Regions from separate parts of the Homo sapiens genome. Here regions 1 and 2 are each linked to region 3. Evidence: read pairs that join two places in POLR2A ChIA-PET (ENCODE). Cell type or tissue: Panc1. All regions are shown on one strand.

The links. Peaks named below come from ENCODE experiments on the same cell type or tissue, not always from the same donor. Only the 100,000 strongest peaks of a DNase experiment are listed, where the experiment ranks them.
Region 1: POLR2A ChIA-PET joins it to region 3 with 8 read pairs; 1 of 35 experiments calls an interaction of 5 or more read pairs at or near these places.
Region 2: POLR2A ChIA-PET joins it to region 3 with 11 read pairs; 1 of 35 experiments calls an interaction of 5 or more read pairs at or near these places.

Annotation. Positions count from the first base shown.
Region 1 is chr18:3,090,422-3,098,421 of GRCh38, reverse strand. It overlaps MYOM1 (myomesin 1), which reads left to right. Exons shown (of 38, transcript NM_003803.4): 26 at 4,116-4,252; 27 at 7,620-7,764. It also overlaps the pseudogene RNU7-25P. Among named protein-coding and RNA genes, the nearest start is that of LPIN2, 81 kb to the right of the region's middle. In Panc1, no CTCF peak of the experiment used is centred here; no DNase peak of the experiment used is centred here; H3K27ac peaks cover 295 bases.
Region 2 is chr18:3,548,958-3,556,957 of GRCh38, reverse strand. The region is part of intron 9 of DLGAP1 (DLG associated protein 1); the gene reads left to right. Among named protein-coding and RNA genes, the nearest start is that of DLGAP1-AS1, 41 kb to the left of the region's middle. RefSeq lists an enhancer at 1,529-2,079. In Panc1, no CTCF peak of the experiment used is centred here; no DNase peak of the experiment used is centred here; H3K27ac peaks cover 4,261 bases.
Region 3 is chr18:3,419,683-3,427,682 of GRCh38, reverse strand. It overlaps a transcript of TGIF1 not described here and the pseudogene LOC124904374. Among named protein-coding and RNA genes, the nearest start is that of TGIF1, 26 kb to the left of the region's middle. RefSeq lists enhancers at 974-1,474, 1,475-1,975. In Panc1, no CTCF peak of the experiment used is centred here; no DNase peak of the experiment used is centred here; H3K27ac peaks cover 1,051 bases.

The sequences.
Region 1 (8,000 bases), 330 kb after region 3:
CCTGTAATCCCAGCTACTCAGGAGGCTGAAGCAGGATAATTGCTTGAACCCGGGAGGCGAAGGTTGCAGTGAGCCGAGATCGTGCCACTGCACTCCAGCCTGGGTGACAGAGCAAGACTCCATCTCAAAAAATAAAAATAAATAAAAATAAAATAAAATAAATGCTGTAAGAGATAATAAATATGGTATTGATGAATCCATGAACTATTCAGGAAAAATATGAACATTAATTGAAACAGACCAGTGATCCCTGAACCTGCTGCCCAACGCAGAAGTCTCCAAGCTACATAAGATGGTTGTACTTTCTACTCTCGAACATTGACAGAAATGGGGAGAAACAGCAGCACCTACTAATCTAGTCAGATAATAAACATTGATTAAGTGTCTAGACAACAACTAGTCCAAACAACATTTACATTCAGCTTAAAGGTTGGAGATGAGAGAAGATGGGGTGTCACTTTTGAGCTCAAGATGCCCAGGCCTCCCTGGAGTTTAGTGTTCATATGGACTTGGAGAGAGAATTAGTCCGGGCAGTAGGCATTGCCTGATGTCATTATCATTTATGCTGAGATATTTTATCTTGCATAAGCCCAAGAACTCTGATTATTGGTGCTACGAGAGAGGGTAGCAGCAAACTCAGTTATCCTTTTATTAGAGACCCAGTGTCGCATTTTGGTAGAGAGACCCTGAGAATGTGATTAAAACTCTGACATTCGGCTGGGCAAGGTGGCTCATGCCTGTAATCCCAGCACTTAGGAAAGCCAAGGCGGGAGGATCACTTGAGCCCAGGAGTTCAAGACCAGCCTGGTCAACATGGTGAAACCCTATCTCTACAAAAATACAAAAATTAGCCAGGTGTGGCCGCAGCTCCTCGAGAGACTGAGGCGGGAGGATCACTTGAGCCCAGCAGTTGGAGGCTGCAGTGAGCCGTGATCATGCCACTGCACTTCAGCCTGGGTGACAGAGTGAGAATCTGTCACAAAAAAATGAGTATAAAAATCACAAAATAACAAACTCTGACATGCAAGTATCAGAGCCCCCAACCCAAGGGTGTTTTGGTTAACCCAAGGAAGCAACATTTTTCAATACTAAAACTCCAGCTCTTTTCTTTCCCCTACCACTATCAGACCAATGAGGTCACAAGGTGAATATCTTCAGAGGTCTGGTGGTAGGATCAAAGTAGCACATGCAATTTCTTGATTCATACCCACTTCCTGTTGGTAAATGCTGGCATGTTGATGAAGTCGTTTTCTTGAGATTTTGTAAAGTTTTAAACTGTCTTATTTCTTAGAGAATGTAATAAAGAGTATAGTATTCCTTTATCCTTTGGCACAGTAAATTCTCCTATTTTAAGCTGTTTTCAAAATTATTTTGAAAACCACTAAACACGTGCCTTAAACCTACAAATAACATATTTCGCTGAGGCACATTAACTGCCAGAGAAAAGAGCCTAAGGAAATTTGGAGCTGAGTAAATAGAAAAAATAGAAATGCACAAAGCTAAAAATAGAAATCGACTTAGTCTATCTTGCCAGTATTGATACTAAATTGCAGTGTGGAAAGATAGCTTATTTGAATATATATCCATACACCAAGAATTCAAGGTATTTTGAGGGGGTGGGTGGAGGGTACACTTTGGTATTATCAGCATGCTGCATAATAGCCCTTCATTTGCAGACACCGGTTTTTACCCCTCTTGTATACATGCACTATATGTGGGGAGGCAAGCACAAGCACGTATACATAAATACAGATATGTTGGTGTGTCCTCTTAGGTGTCAACATATTATATTCTAAAATTAGTGGTTGTAAAATTTAACCAGGTGTGGTGGCTCTCGCCTGTAATCCCAGCTACTCTGGAGGCTAAGGTACAAGAATCTCTTGAACCTGGGAGGTGGAGGTTGCAGTGAGCCGAGATCATGCCATTGCCTAGGTGACAGAGTGAGACTCCATCTCAAAAAAAAAAAAAATGGTGTTTCTAGGGTGTTGTAGAAGCAACTAGAGGAGGAGAGAGATAACAAAATATTAACAGCCAACATTAATAGAGCATTTATTATATGCCAGGCTCTTTATAGAGTATTTAAGCAGTATATATTATTTGAATTCCACAATGACCTTAAAAGGGTTGGTATTGTGGCGATTTGATTTTAGAGGGGAAGAACATGAGGCCCAGAGAGGTTAAGTAACTAGATCATTTGCAAACAGCTGGTTAAACCCAGGTGGTCTGCCTCTGGAGCCTGCTCCCCTGACTGTGATGTGGGCTATCTCTATGTAGGCACGGCCACATTTGCTCCGTGCCCACTGTGGACATTCAAGGCGGCCAGCATTCCCCAGACGATGTTCTCAGGACTCAGGGAGGACAGTGAACATTAAGGGAGCTGGAGACTTCCAGGAGGGCCTGTTCCTCCTCCTCCCTCATCACTCTGGGCCTCTTAGGTAACCTCCTCACTCACATAGTAAGTTTCCTAGAATGAGGTCTCCAGATATTTTTAGAAGAAATTGTGCTTTCTACTCTCCTCAAGACTTAGTTGTAGCAAGCATGAGCATCCTGTAAGGGAGAAGCTTAGCCTCTGCCCTTGCTGCCCTGGTGCACTCAGACATCCTGCTCACACTGGAAAACCACCGTGTGGACAACGAGGACCAAGAGGAATACAGAAGAGAGGGAGTGACCCTGCTCTCAGCTCCACCACCCAGACGTGTTACCACTGTCTCCTGGGGTGCAGTTGAGATTTTGTAAAGAGACCAGTAAAGTGAGGGGAGGAAGATAACCAACCTTCTTGAACACAGACCACTATTCACAGTACCTTAATGTGTTCTCTTACTATATTTACATTTGTTTGTTTGTTTATTTATTTGAGACAGAGTCTCACTTTGTTGCCCAGGCTGGAGTGCAGTGGCGCGATCTCGGCTCACTGCAACCTCCGCCTCCCAGGTTCAAGCAGTTCTCCTGCCTCAGCCTCTTGAGTAGCTGGGATATAGGCGCCCACCACCACGCCTGGCTAATTTTTGTAATTTTAGTAGAGATGGGGTTTCACCATGTTGGCCAGGCTGGTCTCGAACTTCTGACCTCAAGGGATTTGCCCCCCTCGGCCTCCCCAAGTATTAGGATTACAGGCGTGAGCCACCATGCCCGGCCTTATATTTACTCTTCATAGCACATCCATGTTAGCAGGTGAGGGACACGAGGTCTAAAGGAGGAGAGTAACTGGTCCAGATCTTGGTGGGACTCCAAAGCCCACCTTCTCTCCACCTTGAAACCCCCTCAATAGATGACATCTGAGCCCCCTCTCAGTCCTGCATTGGAATGAATGTATCACACTGAACTTGGTAGTGAATATGGAATAATGCAAAGAAAATCATCCCTTGAAACTTGAAAAGGGTAGTTTTAAAATAAATACAAAGAAATATTAATTTACATTTGACATAAGTTTAGGAAGCTTCTAATTTAAAATACAGCACATGCCAACTAGATGAGGTGGCTCACACCTGTAATCCCAACACCTTGGGAGGCCAAGGAGGATCACTTGAGGTTAGGAGTTCAAGACCACCTGGGCAACATAGTGAGTCTCTTTCTAATAAAAGAAAAATAAAAAACTAGCCGAATGTGGTGGTGCGTGACTGTTGTGTGAGCTACTCAGGAGGCGGAGGTGAGAGGATCGCCTGAACCCAGGAGGCAGAGGTTGCAGTGAGCCGAGATCATGCCACTGCACTCCAGCCTGGGCAACAGAGTGAGAACCTATTGCAAAAAAAAAAAGAAAAAGAAAAAGAAAAAACACCAACCAAAAGCCACAGTAGAAAGTTACAGATATTAGCTACAAGTGCCCCTATGCCCCTAGAGGTAAGTTCATCTTCCTCATTTTTACAGTTGAGACAACTATGATTCAAAGAGAATGAACAACTTGCTCCAAGTGACAGTCCCAGCATCAGAGCTGAGTCCCTCTGTCTTTAATCTAAGGCTTTCCCTGCAACTCTCACTGCCTCTGGGCTTTGCAAGAAGCAGGTGCTACATTGTCATTTCCATTGTGTGGTTTTTTTTTTTTTTTCACTTGATGGAAAATGAGTACCAATATAATTGGTTACCAATATAATTACTGTGTTTATTTTTACTTTTCATAGCTGTCCCAGTTAAATCAGAGTTGGCAGTTGAAATTTTGGAGAAAGGCCAGGTCCGGTTTTGGATGCAGGCTGAGAAACTGTCTGGCAATGCCAAAGTCAACTACATATTTAACGAGAAGGAAATTTTTGAAGGCCCGGTAGGTTTTACACTGTTTAGACTTTTTAATGTATCATTGTAGAATACACTGAGGAAGCCTTATGTGGATGTGGATATGTTGTTATAAAAACCGCTGGGTGGTGGAGTGGGAGAGTTTAAATCCTTCTCACAAGTGAAAACTGTGAAATGAAAATACAGATTGACTATAACATATTATGCAAACTGGGACGCTTTGAGAATGAAAGGACAACAGTCATAAATAGTCATAAACCAAAACGGTCTCAGGCAAACCGAGATGTATGATCCCCATGAAAATAGAGAGGCTCTCCTGGGAGGCAGAGGAGCCCATACCCTACCCTGAATTCACATCTTACTCACACTGGACACCCCAGCACGGACTTGATTCATTATATGAAGAATAGGCCTCTTGTCCCAATGGCTCTGAAAAATGCAATAAAAATACCTTTCATTGCTTTTCTGGTTAAAAACACGATACATCCTTATTGTAAAAAGCATTAAAGACTCAGAAAGGACTAATCACACATTCTTACGGCTTTTCTTAATTTGGTGGTGGTGGTGGGGAGTCTTTCCAGCAAAAACCGGAAAGCCTGCTAGACAAATTCTAAAAGAGCTGTAACACTTCTTATGGCTTTTTGATGTACATATTGGTATATACTTTTTTAGACTTTTTTCTATGCTTCTCTGTGTGTACGTCTGTTTGAGTCATATTTACGTAGGTGATTTTGTATATATATAAAATACTCTTTCCTTTCCTTTTAACATAAACATAGTTTTTGTAGATAGAGTTACAACATCTAAGTTTTATTTGTCCTCCCCACAGATGTCAGTCAAGTCAAGATCAGGCCAGTGCCCAGCAGTACTGAAGAACTGGGGGTTCAGGGGCACTGACCTGTGCTATCATGGGTGTAAATGGGAAACTGAAAGGGCAGAGGAGGTGTGGTTTGTGGCCATTAGTAGCAACCCTTTCCCTTTTCACTGAGATGTATTTTTAAAACATTTGAGGACTTGTTAGTGAGAGGGAAACGAGTACCATGAATATTAGGAGAGTATGCAGTATAGTCCTTTCCAGTGCATAGAGTGACTTGCTGTGGGGCCAGAACAAGTCACTCCTGACTCCTGTGTCCACTGCGACCCGTCTCCTCTCCACTTTCAAAATGTTCCCTCGACTGCTGTGATCACCACCTGGTCAGGGGAGAGGAAGGAAAAGTGTTGTTGGCCTCACTCATCACCCCACAGCCATTGAGTGAACATTCATGCATATGTGCATATAGACGTACTCCCCTTCACGTGTTCAAGCGTGCATACATGTTGCCTTGAGGGTATGCAGCTGCTCTCTTAAGTTTCTTAGAAAGAGAGTCTGAAGTAGTTTCTCGTTCAAGTGATTTATTGTTGGGGAGCAGGATAGGATGGGGGGATGCTAAGCAAAAATGTGGTCTCAGTTGGAGACTGACTTCCTGCAGGTGAGGCTCGGGAGCATGAATTGCATCACAGAGTTCATCCCAGACCTGAGCCTTCATTCTGTGACATTTTATATATAGCAAAAGTTAACCAATTCAAATCCATCATGGTATTTGTGCTTGCATGCCTAGCAACTAAAACTTATCTTTACATTCTGGGAAAAAAAAAAGTTGTCTAAACAATATGATAAAATAAGTATAGTCTAATAGGGCTATTTCCATTCATTAAGAGCAAATAGGGCCAGTCATGGTGGCTCACACGTGTAATCCCAGCACTTTGGGAGGCCAAGGCAGGGGAATTACTTGAGGCTCAGAGTTTGAAACCAGCTTGGGCAACATAGTGAAACCTCATCTCTACAAAAAATTTTTAAAAATTGGTGAGGCATAGTGGTGTGTGCCTGTAGTCCTAGCCTCAAGATCCTGAGGCCTGAGGCTTCAGTCCAGGAGTTCGAGGCTGCAGTGAGCTATGATTGCACCACTGCACTCCAGCCTGGGCATCAGAGCGAGACCCTATCTCTAAAAAGAGAGAGTAAACACATTTAGAAGCATTTTTTTTCATGTATTAGTTCAGCAGATATTTATTAATTGACTACTATATACCATGTATGTGCAAGATGCCAAGGAGATAGCGATGAATGAGCAAGATACCTGCCTCTGCTGCCTATAGTTTTACATTATTCTACTCATTAAAAATAATGTAGGCCGGGAGCAGTGGCTTATGCCTGTAATCCCAGCACTTTGGGAGGCCGAGGTGGGCAGATCACTTGAGGTCAGGACTTCAAGACCAGCCTGGCCATCATGGTAAAACTCTGTCTCTACTAAAAATACAAAAATCAGCTGGGTATGGTGGCACACGCCTGTAGTCCCAGCTACTCAGGAGGCTGAGGCAGCAGAATCACTTGAACCTGGGAGGCCGAGGTTGCAATTAGCCAAGATTGCACCACTGCACTCCAGCCTGGGCGACAGAACAAGAATCCGTCTCTAAATAAATAAATAAATAAATAATGTAATCTGGAAGGTAATGTGAGAGTCTAAAGACAACTTTTTGACATTTTGTGACTTGGGGTAACAAAACTTTATTTAGATTTAAGAAACTAAATTTCAGACTTTTTAGTAATCTATTCTGGTCTAGGTCATAAACTCCACATAATATTTCCCTTTACCTGGGTATAAGAATATAAAGCACTTGTTCAGTTATGAAGAGATTTTATTTAAATTATTATTCTAATTTTTAATGTTTAATTTTTTTTTTTTAGACATGGTCTCCTTCTGTTGCTCAGGCTGGAGTGCAGTGGCACAATCATGGCTCACTGTAGCCTTGACCTCCTGGGTTCAAGAGATCCTCCCATCTGAGTGGCTGGGATTAAAGGTGCACACCACCATGCCCAACCAATTTTTCAATGTTTTTTTTTTTTTAGACAGAGTTTTGCTCTTGTTGCCCAGGCTGGAGTGCAATGGTGCGATCTCGGCTCACTGCAACCTCTGCCTCCTAGGTTCAAGCAATTCTCCTGGCTCAGCCTCCCAGGTAGCTGGGATTACAGGCGCATCCCACCACACCAGGCTAATTTTTGTGTTTTTAGTAGAGACGGGGTTTCATCATATTGGTCAGGCTGGTCTCGAACTCCTGACCTCAGGTGATCTGCCCACCTCAGCCTCCCAAAGTGCTGGGATTACAGGCGTGAGCCACTGTGCCTAGCCTATTTTTCTATTTTTATATAGACAAGGTCTCGCTTTGCTGCTCAGGCTGTTCTCAAACTTCTGGCCTCAAGTAATCCTCCCACCTCGACCTCCCAAAGTACTGGGATTACAGGCATGAACAGGCACTGCATCTAGCCTTTGGGGTTTATTTTTATTTCATCAAGCTTGTTGTCATTCCAAGTAAAATATATGCCTCAGTGATTTCTCTGTCATTTTCTTTTCACACTGAAGAAATATAAAATGCATATTGACCGAAACACTGGCATCATCGAAATGTTCATGGAAAAGCTACAGGATGAGGATGAGGGAACGTACACTTTCCAGCTTCAAGATGGAAAAGCAACTAACCATTCTACTGTTGTTCTCGTTGGAGATGGTAAGAATTCCGTGGAACATTAACCAGCAGGCTTTGCTACTCCCTTCAATCTAAGTACCCCATGGCACAAAAGTTGTTATTTGAAAGGTAGTAGGAATTTTTTCTTAATTGACTTCTAATGTTCAAAATACAATTTTCAGCTGGGCGCGGTGGCTCATGCCTATAATCCCAGCACTTTGAGAGGCCGAGGCGGGTGGATCACCTAAGGTCAAGAGTTTAAGACCAGCCTGGCCAAC
Region 2 (8,000 bases), 130 kb before region 3:
GCCTTTAACTAGGCTAACTAAGAGAGAAGACACAAATTACTCTTATAATATCAGACATGAGCAATCCATATGCCTTGGCCTCCCAACGTGTTGAGATTAGAGGCATGAACTACCTTGCCTAATCAACAGTTTCTTACAAAACTAAATATATTCTTTACCATACAAGTCAGCAATTTTGTTTCTTGGAATTTATCCACATGAATTGAAAACTTATGTTCACTCAAAATCCTGCACGTGGTTATTTATAACACCTGTATTTCTAATCACCCAAACTTGGAACCAACCAAGTTGTCCTTTAGTAGGTCAATGGATAAATAAACTGTGGTGCATACAGATAATAGAATATTATTCAGCACTAAAAGTAATAAGCTATTGAGCCACAAAAAGACATGGGAAAAACGTCAACGTATTATTACTAAGTGAAACAAGCCAATCTGAAAAATCTATATACTGTATGATTCCAACTATGTGACACCCTGGAAAGGCAACGAGACAGTAAAAAGATGACTAGTTGCCAGGGGTTAGGAGGAAGGAGGTATGAATAGGCTGAGGATGTCTGGGGCAGTGAAACGATTCTGAATGTATAATGCAACGGTGGATACGAGAATGTACAACACCAAGAGTAACCCTACTGTAAACCATGGACTTTGGGTGATAATGACAGCCAGTGTAGGTTCCTGAACTGCACCAAAAGTGCCACTCTAGTGTGAAATGTGGATATCAGTTGAGGCTGTGTGTGTGTCGGGGGAAGGGGTGTATGGGAGTTCCCTACTTTGTGCTCAATTTTGCTGTGAGCCTAAAACTGTTCTAAAAAAACAAAGTTTATTAATTTTAAAAAGGGGTTGGAGGAAAGCGGACTATAGCATTAACCTCAGTGTGTTGTCCTGGGGTGTTTTGTTTAATACATGTAAAACTTTTAGAGCAATACCTGATATATACAATGCTCTGCGTGTTTCCTAGTCTATTAAGCACTCAAATAGAATCTCTCTAAAGAAAGAAGTTTCAAGATAATAATTATGCTGCCTTTTCTTCAAAAAAAAGGAGGAGAAAGTCGTCTCCTTTACTTTACTTCAAACATTTCTCCTGCAATCAGCCAGTCTATCTTTCCAGGTTTTTAAATTTATTTGTTTATTTATTTATTTTTTTTGAGACGGAGTTTCGCTCCTGTTGCCCAGGCTAGAGTCCAATGGTGTGATCTTGGCTCACTGCAACCTCCGCCTCCTGGGTTCAAGCGATTCTCCTGCCTCAGCCTCCTAAGTAGCTAGGATTATAGGCACACGCCACTACACCCGGCTAATTTTGTATTTTTAGTAGAGACGGGGTTTCACCATGTTGGTCAGGCTGGTCTCGAACTCCTGACTTCAGATGATCCGCCCGCCTCGGCCTCCCAAAGTGCTGGGATTACAGACGTGAGCCACTGCCCCCGGCCTCAAATTTCATTTCCACAATAATGCTAAATATTGCATTGTTTGGTCATACCTAGTAGCAACCTAAAAAACTTTATACGAGCCATTTTTATCATTATTTTTTAAAGTTGAACTTTATTTGAATTATTGAAGTTTGTAGAATGGTCAGTTCCTCAGTAAACTGAGTAAAATATTTAAAACTCATCCCCAAAACGGTTGGCAGGCCAATTTTAGTACTTAGCTTTCCAAAACATACCCTTCTTCAAAGGTCACTTTATAGTTAACCACTGTAAAGTAAATAAGCATTGAAATTGATGTTAATGATTGTTTTCAACCTCTCCAAAAGAAATCCATTGTCAAACAGGAAGAAGGGATTACCAATACCTTCTGTCTCTAACTTAATTCTTTTATGATTTTGCTGGTTGTAATTCATTTAGATAGGATCTTAAAAAGCAATATCGGGCAGATGGGATTACTTAATGACAGCTGAGGGGTATTTTTTTTTTAATTATCTGGTGATAAAGGTGAGGCTGTTGTTTTCACACTGAATGGCCAGTTAACAACTTATCTCTTCCTTTTTCAAATAAACAGACTGATAAAAGACAGCAACCTAACAAAAAGTGAGAAAAAGAAAGAAAATTGAGCTGAGAAAGAGATAGTGCAAAGAAATGATTAAAAGACCTTGTAAGAGGCCAAGGGACTCATTTCCTTTTGAATCAATTATAATTTAGGAACAAAAACTAACCCAGCAAGGCCCACCTAACTGATTGATCTATTAAGGAGTAGACTTCTAAATTTAGTGTGGTTTTCAGTGTTCCAAATCAAAACAAAAAGAAGTTAAAAACTCATTAGTAAAAACTAAAATGCACCAGGTAGCCCTATCTGCTTCAATAACAGGAGTTGAAATGGAGCATCACAAATATCCCTGTTACATTTGCAGGCCACCATGACATTCTCAAAATGCCATGGATCGCAAATGCACATTGTCCATTCTCTGGGGCTGCCTCGCGGTGAGGACCGTGGACAGAGGAATGCTGTCTGAAGATCACTAGTTTAAATGCCGTGGCAGCAGGAAGCCAGGGATAATGAATGCGTATGTCGTTTTGAAAGGAGACTGCTCCTCTCAAGCCAGTGCAGAAACCCATCATCTTCATCAAACATTAGCTGTTTTCCCCCAATTCCTGTTTCACAGGTCAGCTAGTGGTACCGCTCTATAGGACACACATAGCATGTGTTTGCTGATATGCAGGACTGATCCTAAGTAAAGCAGGCAAATCTTGGCAACATCTCCCCAAGGGGCACTCACCTCCGCCAGTGGCCCCATGCAGAAGTCTCCAGCATCATGTCCCAATTGTCTCTCATCCTTTTGATGGTCCCCAGGAATTTGTATGAGGTCCTTTTGTCTTTCAGGCTGATAATTAGCAAATCTAGTAAGCCAATCCTTTCTGTTGACTTAGGTGAGAAAGCTAAGAGGTTCCCAGGAATCTCCCATTTCCTTCCAAATAACAATTCTATTTTAACAGTGGCTTCAAACTAGACTTTCTTACATTAGCCCATTAGTGACTCTAAGACTCCAGCAGTGGACACAAAGAGGAAGAATATTACTGTTTTCATTACAAAAGTAGTATGCAAATTTACTTGGAAGAAAACATATCTTAACATATTAACAGTTTTTAATTTTGATAGGCTTTGGAGTAATTTTTTAAAAAACTATGTGTGGGCCGGGCGTGGTGGCTCACGCTTGTAATCCCAGCACATTGGGGGACCGAGGTGGGTGGATCACCTGAGGTCAAGAATTTGAGACCACCTGGCCAACATGGTGAAACCCTGTCTCTACTAAAAATACAAAAATTAGCCAGGCATGATGGCGCACATCTGTAATCCCAGCTACTCGGGAGGCTGAGGCAGGAGAACTGCTTGAACCCGGAAGACGGAGGTTGCAGTGAACTGAGATCACGCAATTGCACTCCATCCTGGGCGACAGAGTGAGACTCTGTCTCAAACAAACAAACAAAAAACAAAAAAACTATGTGTGTATGTATCTTCTTTTTACGTATTATCTACCTTTTCCACAGTAATTACATATTATTGAACAATGCAATTAATGATAAGAAAAACAAAGTAGTATTTACATTGTAAAAATGTATAAATTACAGAAATAAAATAAAGTCGCCCATAATCCTATCCATTAACCATGAACAAATAAATAAGTATATTTTTACCCACACTTTTTCCACGAACATTTAAAGAGTTGGTGGAATAATCCTATGTATAGTCTTACAACATCTTTAAAATCAACAAACATTATTTAAAAAGTTTTCTTTTTACTATTGAAAATTCATAGCAAACACCTCTTTTAATGAATGCACAATACTCAAATTCATAGGAGGACCATAATTTCTGCCCCTTTCTCCTTCTGCCGGATTATCAACATTACTTTTAGATGATTTCTGTTTAAAGATGGTGAAAAAAAAGGATACACATGTATCTTGGAGGCCTTCTGAAACTAAATGACAATAAAAGGAATTTTTGTTTGTTTTGGCATTAACTCCCAAGGAGGAAGAGAACAAGAGAGAAAAAAAAAAACAGCAAAATTTAGCAAGCTAGAAAGCAGATATGGAAGTGACAACCGATTTGGCAGACCAGAGAAAGCTGAATCGAAAGCCAGTAGTGCAGGAATCCAAGATGTAATCCCATTTAAATTTAAGAACCCACAAAATGCATGTGGATGGGTGGCATTGGGCGCTCTGAAAGCGGGGATGAAGATGGAGCTAAAAAGTCCTTGAATCTGCGGAGCCAAGTGACAGTCCTTCCTTACCCTGACAGAGACTGAGGGTGTCTCTTCTTCAGAGGCTAAAACTAAGGGTCTCTGGCCTGGAGGAGACCAGCATAGTTGAGAGCAGGGTGACTATACTGAAAATAGGAGGATTAAGTGAAGATATACAAACAGTGTTGAGGCACACTGCCCTGAGCCTTCTTAGGCTCGCTCAGCCCCCAGGGTCCCGACAGCAAGGCACAGAACCCTCTACATGGCAGTGTGGCAGAGTCCATTGTGGAGGGCTGACCCTTCTGAGCCCAAAGACCAGAAGATGCTGACATCCGGGATTTTGCAAGATGAAAGCCCAGCCAGATCACCCTACAGTGAGGATTAGAGAGGATAAGCTCTTCCCAAAAGCATAGACTTCTAAGCTGGGTTTAGTGTGCTTCTCAAGAATGAGAAGACAAGGATCAGCAAACTCAGGGAGATAAGACAAGAGCCAGAAAACTAGAAACAAAAATTGTTCAGGAACATTCAGAAAATTAAAAAGTTATTTTTGAGAGAAAAGAGAGGAAAGGTGAGTAAAGAAGCATCCATGAGGGATGTGGAAGTTGTCAAGGTCTTCCTCAAAGAATCTTCTTATCCACCTGGAAGAGATGAGGGAAGGGGCAGAAGTGAAAAGTGCTCTTGCTAGGAGTGGTAGCTCATGCCTAATCCCAGGTCTTTAGGAGGCCAAGGCAGGAGGACTGCTTGGGCCCAGGAGTTCAAGACCAGTCTAGGCAACATAGTGAGACCCTCTATCTACAAAAAATAAAAAGAAAGAAAAAAAAAAACAATTTAAAAATAAATTAGCCAAGTGTGATGGCGGCTGCCTGTAGTCCCAGCTACTTGGGAGGCTGAGGTGGGAGGATCCCTTGAGCCTAGGAGGCAGAGGGTGCAGTGAGCTGAGATTGTGCCACTGCACTCCAGCCTGGGTATCAGAGTGAGACCCTGTCTCAAAAGAAAGAAAAAAAGGAAGGAAAGAAGGAAGGAAGGAAGGAAGGAAGGAAGGAAGGAAGGAAGGAAGGAAGGGAGGGAGGGAGGGAGGGAGGGAGGGAGGGAGGGAGGGAGGGGAGGGAAAAGAAAGAAGGAAAGAGACAAAGAGAGAGAGAAAGGAAGGAAAGAAAGAAAGAAAAAGAAAGAAAGAAAGAAAAAGAAAAAGAAAGAAAGAAAAGAAAAGTGTTCATAGAAATAATAGTGGAACTGTGGCTGGGCATAGTGGTACACACCTGTAATCCCAGCACTTTGGGAAGCCAGGAGGGCAGATCACCTGAGGTCAGAAGTTCAAGACCAGTCTGGCCAACATGGTGAAACCTTGTCTCTACTAAAAATACAAAAATTAGCTGGTCATGATGGTGGGCACCTGTAATCCCAGCTACTCAGGAGCCTGAGGCAGGGGAATCGTGGAACCTGGGAGGTGGAGGTTGCAGTGAGGCAAGACCACCACTACATTCCAGCCTGGGTGTCAGAGCAAGACTTCGTTTACAAAAAAAGAAAAAAAGAAATAGTAGCAGAACTGAAAAATTCAAAAGGACTTGGAAGATAAATTTCAGAAAAAAAGCATTTATATGTATGTGTATATATATATATATATATGTATATAATATTAGTCAGTTTGGGCTGCCATAACAAAATACAACAAACTGATGTCCTAAACAACAGAAATTTATTTTCTCCCAGTTTGGAGGCTAGAGGCATAAGTCTGGTTCTGGTGGGCTGGACGTGGTGGCTCACGCCTGTAATCCCAGCACTTTGGGAGGCCTAGGTGGTGGATCACCTGAGGTCAGGAGTTTGAGACCAGCCTGGCCAACATGGTGAAACCCTGTCTCTACTAAAAATACAAAAATTAGCCAGGCGTGGTGGTGGGCCCCTGTAATCCTAGCTACTCGGAAGACTGAGGCAGTAGAATCACTTGAGCCCAGGAGGCAGAAGTTGTAGTGAGCTGAGATTGAGCCACTGCACTCCAGCCTGGGCGACAGAGTGAGACTCTGTCTTACAAAAAAAAAAAAAAAAAAAAAAAGGGTCTGGTTCTGGATCAAGATGTCAGCAGTGTTGATTTCTCATGTGGTCTCTCTCCCTGGCTTGCAAATGGCCATCTTCTCCCTGTGTCTTCATGTCGTCTCTCCTCTGTGTGTGTCTGTGTCCTAATCTCCTGTTTTTATAAGGACACCAGTCATACTGGATTAGAGCCCACCCTTGGGGCCTCAATCACCTGTTTAAAGGCCCTAAGGCCAGGTGCAGTGGTTCACACCTGTAATCCCAACTCTTAGGGAGGCTGAGGCAGGATGATTGCTTGAGTCTAGGAGTTCCAGACCAGCCTAAGCAAAATAGCCAGACCCTCTCTCTTAAAAAATAAAAAAAATTAGCTGGGCGTGGTGGCATGTGCCTGTAGTCCCAGCTACTCGGGAGGCTGAGGTAGGAGGATGGCTTGAGCTCAGGAAGTTGAGGCTGCAGTGAGCCGTGATTGTGCCACTGCACTGCAGCCTAGGTGACACAGTGATACCCTGTCTCAAATAAAAATACAAATTAAAAATAAAGGCTCTGGCCGGGCGTGGTGGCTCACGCCTGTAACTCCAGCACTTTGGGAGGCCGAGGCAGGTGGATCACGAGGTCAGGAGTTCGAGACCAGCCTGGCCAACATGGTGAAACCCCGTCTCTACTAAAAATACAAAAATTAGCCGGGCATGGTGGCATGCACCTGTAGTCTCAGCTACTTGGGAGGATGAGGCAGGAAAATCGCTTGAACCCGAAAGGTGGAGGTTGTGGTGAGCCAAGATTGTGCCACTGCACTCCAGCCTGGGCAACAGAGCGAGACTCCATCTTAAAAATAAGTAAATAAATAATAAATAAATTAATTAATTAAATAAAGGTCCTATCTCCAAATACAGTCACATACTAAGATACTAGGTGTTAGGACTTCAACATATGAATTTAGGGAAGGGGCCCACAATTTGGCCTGTAACACATATTCAGTTGTGAATGATATTTCCTGGTCATAACAATATAGTCATAAAAAACAAGTTCTGAATATAGTTATCCAAATTAATAATACAGCTATATCAGGGGAATGGAAAAATACAGGGACAGACCGGAAGTGCATGTATGTGTGTGTGTAAGAAAAAGAGGCCAGGGGTGGTGGCTCACGCCTGTGATCCCAAAACTTTGGGAGGCCGAGGCGGGTGGATCACGAGGTCAGGATTTCGAGATCAGCCTGACCAACACGCTGAAACCCTGTCTCTACTAAAAATACAAAAATTAGCTGGGTGTGGTGACACGTGCCTGTAATCCCAGCTACTCAGGAGGCTGAGGCAGGAGAATCCCTTGAACCTGGGAGGCGGAGGTTGCAGTGAGCCGAGATTGCGCCACTGCACTCCAGCCTGGGCAACAGAGTGAGACTCCTTTTCAAAAAAAAAAAAAGAGAGAGAGAGAAAGTGAGGAATAGGAGTGTTGGAAAGGTGAGAGAAATCTAAATCTTCAGCATTCCTAAGGACAGACACTAAAAAATGTGTAAAGATTTATTTTTGTTATTTAGAAATAGTGTTTAAAAGTGGCTGCCTCTGAAGTAGAAAATTGCTCTATAATTGGGCCAGGCATTTCTATTTTTCATAACCAGCCTTTTAGAACCATTTGATATTTTAAAACTGTGCATATATAACTGTGATAAAATTTCCTGAAATGAAATAATCCAGACATTTAAAAAATATTCTTTTTTCTTCGAGATGGAGTCTCGCCCTGTCGCCCGGGCTGGAGTGTGCAGTGGCGCAATCTTGGCTTACTGCCACCTCCCACTCCCAGGT
Region 3 (8,000 bases):
GGTTGCAGTAAACTGAGAGCCCGTCACTGCACTCCAGCCTGGGTGACAGAGGGAAACCCCGTCTCAAAAAAAAAAAAAAAGAATATATTCTGGCTCAGGCACAGTGGCTCACGCCTGTAATCCTAGCACTCTGGGAGGCTGAGGCAGGCGGATCACTTGAGATCAAGAGTTGGAGACCAGCCTAGCCAACCTGGGAAACCCCGTCTCTACTAAAAATACAAAAATTAGCCACGTGTGGTGGCGCACACCTGTAGTCCCAGCTACTCGGGAGGCTGAGGAAGAGAATCACTTGAACCTAGTGGGGTGGAGGTTGCAGTGTCCCGAAATTGTGCCTCTGCACTCTAGCCTGGGCAACAGAGTGAGGCTTCATCTCAAAGAAAAAAAAAAAAAGGGAGAATGTATTCTGGAAATCACTCCGTATCAGTTTATAGAGATCATTGGCTGGGCGCGGTGGCTCACGCCTGTAATCCCAGCACTTTGAGAGGCCGAGGCGGGTGGATTGCCTGAGGTCAGGAGTTCGAGGCTAGCCTGGCCAACATGGTGAAACCCCGTCTGTACTAAAAATACAAAAATTAGCCGGGCATGGTGGCGCAAGCCTGTAATCCCAGCTATTTGGGAGGCTGAGGCAGGAGAATCGCTTGAACCCGGGAGGTGGAGGTTGAACCCGGGAGGCGGAGGTTGCAGTGAGCCGAGATCATGCCATTGCACTCCAGCCTAGGCTACAAGAGTGAAACTCCGTCTCCAAAAAAAAAAAAAAAAAAAAAAAGAGATCATCCTTATTACTTTTTTACCGCTGCATAGTACCCCACTGCTTGGCTGTACCATGGTTTAATTACTTTCTCATGTTTGGCATTTGGACTGCAATTCTAAATAGTGCTGCAAAGAACAATCTTGTTCACATGTATTTTCATATTATTGAAGCTATATCCTCAGAACAACTTCCTAAAAGTGTGATTCTTATGTCAAAAAATAAACGTGTGGCTTTGTTAGATATTGCCAAATTCTACTTCACAAGGGTTGTACCAATTTGCATTTCCACTAGCAATGAATGGGAATTCCTGCTTCTTTCTCCACAGTATTAGCAAACAAAATACAAATATGGAAGACAGACATATATTAGGCCCATAGGTTATCTGTACAGCTAACACCAGTCTTTTCTGAGAACATTCTCCATTATCAGTCTATGGGTTGACTGAATAAGTGGACCCTAGCTGGGCCAGGGGCAGTGACTCATGCCTGTAATGCCAGCACTTTGGGAGGCAGAGGCAGGCGGATCGCTGGAGGTCAGGAGTTTGAGACCAGCCTAGACAACACAGTGAAACCCTGTCTCTATACAAAACACAAAAATCAGCTAGGTGTGGTGATGTGCATCTGTAGTCCCAGCAACTTGGGAGGCTGAGGTGTGAGAATCACTTGAGCCCAGGAGGAGGACGTTGCAGTGAGCCAAGATTGTGTCACTGCACTCCAGCCTGGGCAACAGAGCAAGACCCTGTCTCAAAAAAAAAAAAAAAAAAAAGGACCCTAGCCAGAACTGGGCCTGAGATTAGGGCTAAAGTCTTAGTGTGTCTCAGGAAATTCGAAGTTGGGGGACTGCTCACTTATACATGGCCATATACCAAACAAAATAGATAAAAGGATACATGTAAAAACACTTTCTCCTACTATACTCTCACAACGTAGGATGCTGCTGTGACCAAATATGGGGCGGGGGCAGGGCAGGGCAGGGGGATGGTGCGGGTTTCCTGACACACCAAGCAAGCAATCAATTCCGCAAGAGATTCTCCAGCACACACCAGTTGGATGTCCTCGTAACTGCCTGATGGGTTCTTCCCGCACAGGCCCAATCCACTGAGCCCATGGCATTGCAGTCAAGAAAGAGTTCAGTTGACACGATGCTGGCACCACGCAGGAGACAGTCATCACCCAAATCAATATCCCAGCATGCCTGGAGGTTAGGGGTTTTTCAAGGATAGTTTGGTAGGCAGGAGGCTAGGGACGGGGCCATGCGGATTGGCTGGGGATGCAATCATAGGGGTGTGGAAAACAGTCCTTGTATGCTGAGTTGGCTTCTGGGTGGGGCCCACCAGAGGAGTCACTGGTCTGGGTGGGGCCATCCAGTACTTAGAAATGCAAAAGCCTGAAAAGACGTCCCAAAAGGCCAATCTTAAACTCTACAATAGTGATGTTATTTACAGGATTAATTGGGGAAGTTGCAAATCTTATGACTTTCGGAATAATGGCTGGTAATTATTTAACTACACCCACATCTTAGTAGAATTCAGGCCCCTCTCATCCTCCTAACTTCATGATGTTCATCAGTTTTACAAGGGTAGTTTAGTTTTTGGAAAGGGCTATCATCACGTAAACTATAAACTAAATTTCTCCCGTGGTTAGCTTGGCCTATGCCCAGGTATGAGCAAGGACAGCCAGTCTGTGAGGATAGAAGCAAGATGGAGTTAGCCATGTCACATTTCTCTTGCTGTCATAATTTTGCAAAGGCAGTTTCATCCTCTAGAATTCAGTTCAATTCTGACACTATCTACCTGAAGGTAGCATCAAACCTCACGGGTTGAGAGTTCAGTCCCACAAGACTGCCCCACTTTAGACATCATAAGTAGTAGGTTGTCACCAATACTTCTGACCAACTGGCTATACATCAGGGTTCCCATGGCCCTTCCACAGGTTTGATTAATTTGCTAGAGCAGCTCACAGACCTTTGGGAAACACTTACTTATGTTTACCTGTTTATTATAAAGGATATTAGAAAGGATACAGATGAACAGCCAGATGGAAGAGATGCATAGGGCAAGGTATGGGGAAGGGGTGCAGAGCTTCTGTGCCCGCTCCAGGCATATCACCCTCCCAGCACCTCCAAGGGTTAAGCAACTCAGAAGCTCTCCAACTTCTATCCTTTGGGGGTTTTATGGAGGGGTCATTAAGTAGGCATGATTGATTACATCATTGGCCATTGGTGAATAACTCAAACTTCAGCTACTCTCTCCTCCCCGAGGCTGGGGGTGGGGCTGAAAGTTCCTACCCTCTAATCCAGTGGCAACCACTATCCTGGGGCTATCCAGTAGCCCCTACCCACCCACCCAAAGGTCAATTCATTAGCACACAAGGAGATTCCAAGGATTTTAGAAGTTGCTTGCCAGGAAATGGGTAGAAGACCAAGTAGTATTTCACAATATCACAGGAGAGAAATCTGGTTTGCAGAAGCTGATATGAGAATGACCTCAGTTACTGATGGCTTCTCTATTTCCTGTTTCAGATCCTGCAAGGTGTGGCTGAACTTCCCACCCATGGATTACAGTAAAAACTTGACTGCATGTGATCCTTTGTAGTTAATAACATGATGATTGTGTTTTCACACTCTCGTGTGAGATATGCCTCCCTCAAATCTTGGCACATTACCCATCTGACATTAAAAAAAAACAACAAAAAAAACTTACTTTGCTGATATTATTACTGATGATTACTTATAATAAAATAATCATAATTAGAGAAATAGCTACAATACAATGAGATATGTACTTGATCATAAACCTACATTAATTAGGTCGCAGCTTGAGTTGCTCTCACATAGACCCAAATAAACATGAAAGAATTTGACTTGTCTCTGTGTCACAGTGTGAACATAAGCACTCCAGGGCTGCGGAAGCGCCACAATGTTGGTGACGCAGACCCCTTCTGTATTGTCACTCCATCGTGGCTGCCCTCTTTAGTTTAAGATAGCTGCTTTAATTCTCTCTACCTCTCAACATTTAGGCCACTGGAAAGAGAGGAAGAAACGAGGGCAGGTGTGCCTTTTTTTGTTTTGTTGTTTTTGAGACAGAGCACTGCTCTGTCACCCAGGCTGGAGTGCAGTGGTGTGATCATAGCTCACTGCAGCCTTGACCTCCTGGGCTCCAGTGATCCTCCTGCCTTAGTCTCCCGAGTAGCTGGGATTGCAAGTGTGCACCACCACACCCGGCTAATTTTTAAAACTCTTTTTTTTTTGAGATGGGAGTCTCGCTCTGTTGTGCAGGCTGGAGGGCAGTGGCGCGATCTCTGCTCACTGCAAGCTCCGCCTCCTGGGTTCACGACATTCTCCTGCCTCAGTAGCTCCTGAGTAGCTGGGATCACAGGCGCCCGACACCAAGCCCGGCTAATTTTTTGTATTTTTTTAGTAGAGACGGGGTTTCGCCGTGTTAGCCAGGAAGGTCTCGATGTCCTGACCTCGTGATCTGCCCGCCCTGGCCTCCCAAAGTGCTGGGATTACAAGCGTGAGCCACTGCGCTCAGCCTTAAAACTTTTTTTTGTAGAGACGGGGTCTCACTATGTTGCCCAGGCTGGTTGAGAACTCTGGGCTCAAGGGACCCTCCTGCCACAGCTTCCCAAAGTGTTGGGATTAGAGGCCTGAGCCACCACGCCCAGCCATGCCTATTTTTTCAATAGTACAATATGTGATATACTGTCATGCATCAACGACGGGGAGACATTCTGAGAAATGTGTCTTCAGGTGTTAGGCGTGTACTCAGACAAACTTAGAGCCGACTACATGCATTAGGCTTATGGTATGGCCTATTGCTTCTATGCTACTAGGAGTGATGTAACCATATGAGTACTGCAGGTGATTGCAACACAATGGTAAGTATTGATCTATCTAAACCTAGAACATGTATAGTAAAAATATGGCATAAAAGACAAAAAAAGCCTGGGCGCGGTGGCTCACGCCTACAATCCCAGCGCTTTGGGAGGCCGAGGCAGGTGGATCATGAGGTCAGGAGATAGAGACCATCCTGGATAACACGGTGAAACCCCGTCTCTACTAAAATACAAAAAATTAGCTGGGCGTGGTGGCGGGTGCCTGTAGTCCCAGCTACTCAGGAGGCTGAGGCAGGAGAATGGTGTGAACCCAGGAGGTGGAGCTTGCAGTGAGCGGAGATCACGCCACTGCACTCCAGACTGGGCGACAGAGCCAGACTCTGTCTCAAAAAAAAAAAAAAAAAAAAAAAAAAAAAAAAAAAGGCCACCTATATAGGGCACTTAACATTAATGGAGCCTGCAGGACTGAATGTTGCTTTCAGTGAGTCGGTGAGTGAGTGGTGAGTGAATGGGAAGGCCTACAAAATATTACTGTACACTATTGTAGACTTTATAAATGATATACACTTTGGCTACATTTTATTTTTTAAAATTTCTTTCTTCAATAATAAATTAACTTTACCTTACTATAACTTTTTTATTTTATAAAGTTTTAAATTTTTAAAAACTTTTTGACTTTGTCACAACACTAAGCCTAAAAACAAGCACACTGTACAGCTCTATGAAAATGTATTCGTTCTTCATGTCCATATTCTATAAGCTTTTTCTATCAAATTTTTTTTTTTTTTTTTTTTTTTTTACTTTTTAAACTTTTTGTTAAAAACTGAAACACAAACACACACATTAGCCTAGGCCTACACAGGGTCAGGATCATCAACATCACTGTCTTTTTTTTTTTTTTTTTTACGGTGTCTCACTCTGTCGCCCAGGCTGGAGTGCAGTGGCGCCATCTCTGCTCACTGCAATCTCCGCCTCCCAGGTTCAAGCGATTCTCCTGCCTCAGCCTCCTGAGTAGCTAGGATTACAGGTGACCACCTCCACGCCCAATTAATTTTTGTATTTTTAGTAGAGACGGGGTTTCACCATGTTGGCCAGGCTAGTCTCGAACTCCTGACCTCAAGTGATCTGCTCACCTCAGCCTCGCAAAGTGCTGGGATTACAGGCGTGAGCCACTGTGCCCGGCCAATATCCCTGTCTTTCACCTGTATATCTTTCCCACTGAGAGGTCTTTGGGGCAATAACACTTATGGAGTGTTCAGCTTCCATGGTAACAATGCCGTCTTTTGCAATACCTCCTGAAGGACCTGCCTGAGGTTGCTTTACAGTTAATTTTTTTATTAAACAGAAAGAGTACACTCTAAAATAACAATTAAAAATATAGTATAGATGGGCGCGGTGGCTCACGCCTGTAATCCCAACACTTTAGGCGGCCGAGATGGGTGGATCACCTGAGGTCGGGAGTTCGAGATCAGCCTGGCCAGTATGGAGAAACCCTGTCTCTACTAAAAATACAAAATTAGCTGGGTTTGGTGGTGCATGCCTGTAATCCCAGCTACTCAGGAGGCTGAGGCAGGAGAATCACCTGAACCTGGGAGGTGGAAGTTGCGGTGAGCCAAGATCAAGCCATTGCACTCCAGCTTGGGGCAACAAGATGCAAACTCCATCTCAAATATGTGTGTATATATATATTTTATATACTATATATATATAAATGTATATATATAGTATAGTAAGACGCAAACTCCATCTCAAATATATATATATTTTATATACTATATATAAATGTATATATATAGTATAGTAAGACGCAAACTCCATCTCAAATATATATATATTTTATATACTATATATAAATGTATATATATAGTATAGTAAACTCATAAACAGGTAACTTGGTCATTTATTATCAAGTGCTAGTACCATCAAATACAGTAGATTTGTTTACACCAGCATCAGCATCACCACAAACATGTGAATAATGTGTTGCACCACAAAGTTAGGACAGCTTTGACGTCACAAGGCAACAGGAATTTTTCAGCTCCCTTATAATCTTATGGGACCACCATCATATACGTAGTCTGTCTTTGACCAAAATGTTATGAGGTACATGACTGTATATAATTTCTCCTCACATCCCATTGATTAGAACCAAGTCACACTGTCAAACTCCTCCTGTGAGGAAATGTATTCCATTCTAGTCTGCTTTCTAACTGGCTAATTCTTGCTTTGGTTCATCAGTCTTACAGAACTTGGCTAAAAGCAGCAAAAAGCAGTCAAAATACATAAATATTGATATTTCTTAAACACCCCTCCTAGAACTAAGGGCTAAGGGCCTGACATGTGAACTGTCTTCCAAGATATTGCAGGAGATAATTTGTCTGAAATTAACATAGCTACCATAGCTTTCTTTTGATTAGTGTTAGTGTGGCATCTCTGTATTCATCCTTTTACTTTTCACCTGTGCCTGCATATTTAAAGTGAGTTTCTTGTAAACAACGTATAGTTGGGTGATGTTATTTTATCCACTCTGATAGTCTCTGTCTTTTAATTAATGTATTTAGATCATTCACATTTAAAGTGATCATTGATATAGTTGGATTAACATGTACCTTAATTGTAGTTTATTTTATTTCATTGCTCTTATTCTTTGTTTCCTTTTTGTTTTCCACTCTTTTTCTTTCTTGTTTGGTTTTATTAATATTATTTTTTTTTTGAGAGGGAGTCTCACTCTGTTGCCCAGGCTGGAGTGCAGTGGCGCGATCTTGGCTCACTGCAAACTCCACCTCCTGGATTCAAGTGATTCTTCTGCCTCAGCCTCCTCTGAGTAGCTGGGATGACAGGCACCCACCATCAAGCATGACTAATTTTTGTATGTTTAGTAGAGATAGGGTTTCATCATGTTGGCCAGGATGGTCTCAAACTCTGCCTGACCTCAAGTGATCCACCCACCTTGTCCTCCCAAAGTGCTTTAATTATAGGCTTGAGCCACCATGCCTGGCCACTTGTTTGATTTTAATTGAGCATTTACATGATTACAAACCCGTGTTTAAATCAGGTTATTTTCCTTTTTTCTTTTTCCTTTTTTTTTTTGAGACGGAGTCTTGCCCCGTTACCCAGGTTGGAGTGCAATGGCACGATCTCAGTTCAGTGCAACCTCTGCCTCCCGGGTTCAAGTGATTCTCCTGCCTCAGCCTCCTGAGTAGCTGGGATTACAGGCAGGCACCACCATGCCCAGCTAATTTTTGTATTTTTAGTAGAGGAGGGGTTTTGCTATGTTGGCCAGGCTGGTCTTGAACACCTGACCTCAGGTGATCCACTCGCCTTGGCCTCCCACAGTGCTGGGATTACAGGCGTGAGCCACCGTGCCCAGCCTGCTTTTTTCTTGTTGAGTTGGAGACTAATTTTTATATGGA